Linked DNA regions of Homo sapiens: region 1 is linked to region 2. A link is a contact called in ENCODE Hi-C or POLR2A ChIA-PET data. All regions are on one chromosome and are shown on one strand. Each heading gives the region's core, a stretch centred on a gene start or an enhancer-like site at or near the end of the contact. The rest is flanking DNA. Distances are from core to core; before and after follow the strand shown.

Region 1 (3,530 bases), core at 844-3,343, 270 kb after region 2:
GCCAACCTCTCTAGAGGTTATATCAATTTGTTTCCATCAACAAGGTGTGGGATACCTGTTCCACCAAAGCCTCTGAATGTTGGTGAGGCTTTGGTAGAACAGGTATCAGTCTTTTGACTCATTTAGACAAGCAGTTTGTAGTGTCAACTTAAAATTTTACGTTACATGTTTGCAAAGGGTTAGAAGAAACTTAGTTGTAGGCAGATAGCAGTTCAGTGTTGAAGAAATTCAACTTTTTGCTATAGAATTGCATTCTTTTAAACCCTCACTCAGTCAGACACCATGATGCATGCCTGTAGTCCCAGCTGCTTGGGAGCTAAGGCATGAAGATCTCTTGAGCTCAGGAATTTGAGACCAGCCTGGGCAACATAGTAAGACCCTGTCTCAAAAAAATAAATCATTACTGTTGTAAAGAACATTGGTAAAACAGAAGGAAAAAAGGTCATCTCACATCACTGTTACTCCCTAACAGCAAAGCAGGTTGGTAAATTTGCCTCAAGTCTGTTTTAGCCTGATACATGTTCTTATTCCTTAGCAATAGTTGTCAAGATATAGCAGAACTTTTTTCATGTTGTTAAAAATGTGATAGTCTATGCTAAATATTATACATAAGGTGTATGGTGATAAGGTTGCATAGTTTTCACTTTTAAAGATGTGTAAGATTCCGTCAAGTTTTGTGTCACAGTTTATGTGCTGTTGTTTTAGTAAGTGAAAGCAAGTTTATTAGAGAAGAAAAGAAACTGGCTACTCCACAGGCAGAGCAGCACTGAGAGCTGCTGGTTGTTGATTTTGAGTTGTTTCCCAAGATTTTGCTTTTAGAAATAATGTAAGTAAAAACTTTGTGCATAGAATAGCCTCATATTTAGGATACTTTGCTAGCTCAGAAGGTATGAGCATTTTTATGGCTATTGTTGAATTTGCAAATAGTTTTCCCAAAGGGTTTATACCAGTCTGCACGAACACCAGCACAGTTGGTGAAGTATCAGTTTCACTATGACCTTTTCTGGCTTATAGCCTTTTTTTTTGTGGTTGCAGAAAAACCAGTATACTTCTACCTTAAAAAAGCAAGGCAACTCCTCCGGCTATCACAGCATCTGTGTGCCAAGCTATAATTCTTTTTTTTTTTTTTTTTGAGGTGGAGTTTCGCTCTTGTTGCCCAGGCTGGAGTGCAATGGCGCGATCTTAGCTCACTGCAACATCCGCCTCCCAGGTTCAAGTGATTCTCCTTTCTCAGCCTCCCGAGTAACTGGGATTACAGGCATGCACCACCATGCTCGGCTGATTTTGTATTTTTAGTAGAGACGGTGTTTCTCCATGTTGGTCAGGTTGGTTGCGAACTCCTGACCTCAGGTGATCCACCTGCCTCAGCCTCCCAAAGTGCTGGGATTACAGGTGTGAGCAACCACGCCCAGCCTATGTAATTCTTTAATAAATAGCTAAATGCCTACTATTTATCAGAAGTTGATGAAGAAAAGAATAAGACTGTCTGTACTCTTAAGGAGCTTACAGTCTATTGGAAGAGAGAGACATGCTCAAATTTGTAGAGGTCATGGATAGAAGTTGGTGTATCAGTTGAGAAAGAGCCCAAAGATAGGTGTAGGCAGTTCTAATCTTGGGGGTGGGATGATACCAGGAAAAGCTAGGAAAGGGACATTAAAGCTTAGTATTGGCTGGGCATGATGGCTCTCACATGTAATCCCAGCAGTTTGGGAGGCTGAGGCAGGAGGATTGCTTGAGCCCAGGAGTTTGAGACCAGCCTGGGCAACAAAGTGAGATTCTACCTCTACAAAAATAAAAAAATTCACCAGATGTGGTGGTGTACGCCTGTGGTCCCAGCTACACAGGAGGCTGAGGCAGGAGGATTGCTTGAGCCAAGGAAGTTGAGGTTGCAGTGAGCTGTGTTTGTGCCACTGCAATCCAGCCTGGGTGACAGGACGAGACACTGTCTAAAAAAAAAGCTTAGTATGAGCGGGTGTCACAAAAGCACGTTCATACAGAGGAGGTGTCAGTGGGGGTGGGAGGCTGGAACCACAAGGCAATTCAGGGACAGGGATTGGTCGGTGGAGTGGGGGCGGTGACGGACAGAGATTAGGACGAGGGGGTGCGGAGGTGAGGGGAGCAGAGCCTTTGTTCTGGTTTCAGTTCCACAGAGGAGTGTGGCAGTGCTGGTCTTGTGCCTCTAGCACATTCCCATCAGCAACATCCGTCATACCCTGACGCCCCCCCCACCCCCACCCATTCTCCGCAGGGTTGTTTTGATAAGTGTACGTGTTCAGTTTCAATGGAACCAGCAAGGTAATTTACAGTTTTCTCCCACCCAAGCTTATACTGAGGTTATGTGGCTGTGCATGTGGATATTGGTACTTCTGAGGGTTGATAACTGGTCATGCTATTAAGAATTTTGGGGGAAGCAAAGCTGAAGCTTAGATCAGTAAAGTACTTACCATAGGCTACCCAGCCATCTAGTATCTGTTTAGACAGCATTTTCATGTCTAATCTTATGTACAGTTTAATAATTTAACAGATGGTAGACTAATAGGTCAGTGGAAATGTTTATAGGGTACTTCATAGCTGTTAATTTTTACCACTTGGATTTTTTTAATAGCTAGGAATAGTAATTAGGGTGAAAAATGAAACCTACGAATGACTTTGTGATTTTTCTGCCTCAAATGAGAAGGATTAGGAAAGCAAAAGTTTCCTCAAATCAATTTTTCCCCCAAAATATTTTTTTGTATTATTTACTTTGTTAATGTGTGTATGTGTCCCCCCTCCTCCCAGTTCTCTTTAAACACTTTTTGTATGAAAATTGTCACACGGTTGCTCCAAAATATTTAAATAGATAAGACAATGGGTGTAAATTTTGCTGCCAAAAATTCCTTGTATCTTAAAAAAGCTGTATTTTCTCTCTTAAATGTATGTTAATGTATGTAATGCATAGTATGAGTATCCAGCATTTTAAGCAGATTTAAAATGGAAAAATTCATGATTCACATTAGAGCTTCAAACTTATAAAATTTGGGGGATGCATTATAGCGTGAGTATTGGCACCCACTCCTGAAGTGGAATATTGGAAGCCTGAAATATATGACATGTTGACAGTAAAGATCCAGGTAATATTGGCCATGCGGGGTGGCTCACACCTATAATCCCAGCACTTTGGGAGGCCAAAGTGTGAGGACTGCTTGAGCCAGGGAGGTTAAGACTGCAGTGAGCCATGATCGTGCCACTGCACTCCAGCCTGAGTGACAGAGCAAGATCCTGTCAAAAACAACAACAGGCCGGGCGCGGTGGCTCACACCTGTAATCCCAGCACTTTGGGAGGCCAAGGCGGGTGGATCACAAGGTCAGGAGATCGAGACCATCCTGGCTGACACAGTGAAACCCCGTCTCTACTAAAAATACAAAAAAAATTAGCCGGGCGAGGTGGCAGGCACCTGTAGTCCCAGCTACTCGGGAGGCTGAGGCAGGAGAATGGCGTGAACCCCTGGGGGGCGCAGCCTGCAGTGAGCTGAGATCGCGCCACTGCACTC
Region 2 (3,674 bases), core at 288-2,787:
GACTGTAAACTCTGAAGGCAGAGTCTACCCCAAAATCTGGCACACAGAGGCCATTCCAGTCAGTTCAGGGGCAATAAAGATATGGCCACTCCGTCATGAGCTGTTAAGTTTTGCTCTGTGCAAGCAAGGAGAAGGAAGTTAAGTCCCAGAAAGGAAGTGGGGGAAGTAATTTAGATGGGGATGGTATTTGGTGAGGTAACTTAACCTGGGACTTGAAGCCTGAAAAGGGAGGGGTGGGGGGAAGAGTTCCAGGCTAACCGAATTGCAAAGATGAATAGCCTAAAGCAACATGATGAAGCAAAAAGCAGCCAGCTAGGTGCCAAGCACTGTTCTCTGGACTACTGAAATGGTCACCTGCAGTACATCTGGGAAGAGCTAGGCCACGGTGACCCTTCCCTAAGAGAGCCTCGGACCCTCAGTGTATTCACCTGTAAAATGGCTGCCAACCCTCCCCCGCTGCAGGGTGGCTATAGAATAATGCCCATGGAGTGCAATGGCTACTGTGCCCGCTGCCAAGACCAATGCCAAGGTGATCCCACGATAAGCACTGAGAGGGGCCAGAGGAAAAGCCAATTCTGAGGCAAGAAGCAGGTGGCCACGTTGTCTACAATTCTTTCAACTCAGATGTGTTTGTGCGTCTGATGGAACAAGGCTTAGATTCAAATCGACCAACCTGACCAACCTCGAAAGCCCCGGCCACAGCCCAGGACCTGGACTGGACATTTATACACATATCTGCTTTAATCATTATAACCACTCTATTCACAATATTCAGGTCATGAAGGCTTAATTGAAAACTGAAAGAAACAAACCTCCTACACAGGAAGTAGAATGCTAACAATCCCATCTGCCAACTCCCACCCCCCTTTCACAGCTAAGGGCAAACTGGCCAGATCCCCATAAAGACTTCCCTTTTGTTGTTTTAGTCTAGTTCAGCGTTTCTCCCGACTTTAGTGCACAGTAGAATAACTCGCCACAGCTAGACACGACGCCAAATGTCCTATGCTTTAAGAGCGACGTGGACTAGAAAGGAAACGTCGGCTCTCCAAGGGCGGACTTCGGAGCCTAAAGTCCCCGCAGGGCACGAGTCCACTATCACGTGTGGGAAGGAGACTGACAGGCCGCCTGGAACATCGCAGGCGCTCAACAGACAGCAGCTGCCCCGCTAAGACGGGCGGAGGAACGGGATACTTAGGAGTGAGCGGGGCGGGACAGAAGAGCGCCCCGGCAGCTTTCACGGCCCTTAGGAGCCCCGGGGGACACCCCCGGGAGGCCCCTCTGGGTGGGTCCTCTGGCTCCCGCCCTGAGACCCATCTCGCTCCTCGGCTCCATTCCCTTCCCAGTTAAGCGCCCCCCGACCAGGCCCGGGCTCGCCGCTTACACGTGTCCGCAGGGCACCTGTACCGGCTTCTCGTACACCTCTAAGCACACGGGACACGTGAAGCGTCCTAGGGGGTCAGCCTCCGCCGCCGGCCCCGCCAGCTGCGCAGCACCCCCGCAGTCCCGCTGTTGCGCCGCCATCTTGCTGCCGCTCTGCGCCGCGCAACGGCGGCCGATGAGGAGGAGGCCGAGGGGGCGGGGCTCGCGGGGCGGTGAGCGGTTGGGGGCGGGGCTAGCGGGTGGGCCGCCCCTCGGGGCCCCTCTGACGCAAGCGAGCTAGAGGCCGAGGGAAATCTGGAAAACGTGGAAGCCAAATCCAAAGGCTGCCAGAATTGGGACGGGCTCTGCGCGTGGGCCGCTGTTTTCCAAATTTATCGTTAGTTCGGCACCACTTGCACTATCACTATTTATCTTCGAATCAAGTTGCTTTTTCCTTAAATTTATTTATTTATTTATTTAATCTATTTTGGGACAAGGTCTTGCTTTGTCGCCCAGGCTGGTGTTCAGTGGCGCGCGCGATCATGGCTCCCTGCAGCCTCGACCACCGGGGTTCAAGCGATCCTCCCACCTCAGCCTCCTGCGTAGCTGGACCACAGGCAGTCACCACCATGCCGGACTAATTTATTTATTTTTGTATTTTTTGTAGAGACGGGGAAAGGAGGGGGGGAAGGAGTGGTGCAGAGAGCGGGCGGGTCTCACTGTGTTGCCGAGGCTGGCCTCGAACTCTTGGACGCAAGCAATCCGCCTGCCTCGGCAACCCGAAGTGCTGGGATTACAGCGGTGAGCCACAGTACCCAGCCATTTCTTAAATTTAAGCAAATTCTAATAACAGATCTAATTCCTGAGCTGCAAGAAGAAAATCAATATCATTTATTTATACAAAGGAGCTGGGCAAGGTGGCTTACTTCTGTAATCTCAGCACTTTGGGAGGCCGAGGTGGGCGGATCGCTTGAGCCTAGGAGTACTAGAGCAGCCTGGCCAACATGGTGAAACCCCGTCTCTACTAACAATACTAAAATTAGCCAGGCGTGGTTGCCCATGCCTGTAGCCTCAGCTACTCAGGACGCTGAGGCAGGAAAAGCCTTTGACCTGGGAGGCGAAGGTTGCCGTGGGCCAAGATGGCTCACTCACTCCAACAGTCACTAAACTCCAGCCTGGGCAACAAGAACGAAACTCCGTCTGAAAAAAAAAAAAAAAAACAAAAACACAACCTGGCTAACACGGTGAAACCCTGTCTCTACTAAAAATACAAAAAATTAGCCGGGCGTGGTGGCGGGCGCCTGTAGTCCCAGCTACTCGGGAGGCTGAGGCAGGAGAATGGCTTGAACCTGGGAGGCGGAGCTTGCAGTGAGCCAAGATCTTGCCACTGCACTCCAGTCTGGGCGACAGCGCGAGACTCCCTCTCAAAAAACAACAACAACAACAACAAAACAAAACAAAAAAACCCCAACAACAAAGTACATTCATTTCATATTGTGCAATCATCACCATCAGCTATCTCTAAAATTCTGGTCTTCTTGCTAAACTGAAACTGAAATTCTGTCCCCATTAAACAATAACTTCCTCTTCCCTCCTCCCATCCCCATACCCCCAGGCCCTGGCAATTTTCTGTCTATGATTTTGAAGCACTTATAGCTATAAAATTTCCCCTGAGCACTGCTTTCACTGTGTCCAGTAAATTTTGGCATGCTGTGTTTTTGTTTTCATTTGTTTCTCAATATTTTCTCTATTTATTTAATTAATTTATTTATTTTGAGATGGAGTCTCACTCTGTCGCCCAGGCTGGAGTGCATTGGTGCAATCTCTGCTCGCTGCAGCCTCCCTCTCCTGGATTCAAGCAATTCCCTTGCCTCAGCCTCCCAAGTAGCTGGGATTACAGGTGCCTGCCACCACGCCTGGCTAATTTTTGTATTTTTAGTAGAGACAGGGTTTCACAATGTTGGCCAGGCTGGTCTCAAACGCCTGACCTCAAGTGATCCGCCAACCTCGGCCTCCCAAAATGCTGGGATTACAGGTGTGAGCCACCCAGCCTGGCCTGTTTCTGAGTATTTTCTAATTTCCCTTGTGATTTCTTCTTTGATCCATTGGTTCTTTTAAGAGTGTGTAAATTTCCACAAATTTGTGAATTTTCCAGTTTTCCTTTGATATTGATTTCTTTTTTTTTTTAACCCCCCCATATTGATTTCTAGCCTTATCCAATTGTGCTTGGAGAAGATATTTGGTATGATCTCTTTTATTTCTTCTTTCTTTCCTTCTTATCTTTCTCTCTTTCTCCTTTTCTTCTGTCTCTTTTT

What was found. A loop is a pair of places that touch in the nucleus more often than their neighbours do. ChIA-PET counts read pairs that join two places held with the same protein, here RNA polymerase II (POLR2A). Pooled maps may share reads with other maps.
Region 1: a loop to region 2 is called in a map with no recorded cell type, with 4 times the contacts of the local background. The contact joins the enhancer-like site here to the promoter of RNF114 in region 2. A Hi-C loop is called at or near these places in 2 of 37 single-sample maps with no recorded cell type and 4 of 50 pooled maps. POLR2A ChIA-PET finds 5 or more read pairs at or near these places in 2 of 52 experiments (GM10248 and endothelial cell of umbilical vein).

The regions. Positions count from the first base shown.
Region 1 is chr20:49,667,299-49,670,828 of GRCh38, reverse strand. All of the region lies in intron 1 of B4GALT5 (beta-1,4-galactosyltransferase 5), which reads left to right. Among named protein-coding and RNA genes, the nearest start is that of B4GALT5, 45 kb to the left of the region's middle. Within about 2 kb of position 2,093, at least 10 of the 41 ENCODE cell types and tissues checked have a DNase peak (open chromatin) inside an H3K27ac peak, as active enhancers do.
Region 2 is chr20:49,934,260-49,937,933 of GRCh38, reverse strand. It overlaps RNF114 (ring finger protein 114), which reads right to left and starts at 1,537. Exons shown (of 6, transcript NM_018683.4): 1 at 1,382-1,537. The coding sequence starts at 1,521. RefSeq lists silencers at 168-462, 748-1,042, 1,501-1,690, 2,257-2,336 and an enhancer at 1,283-1,888.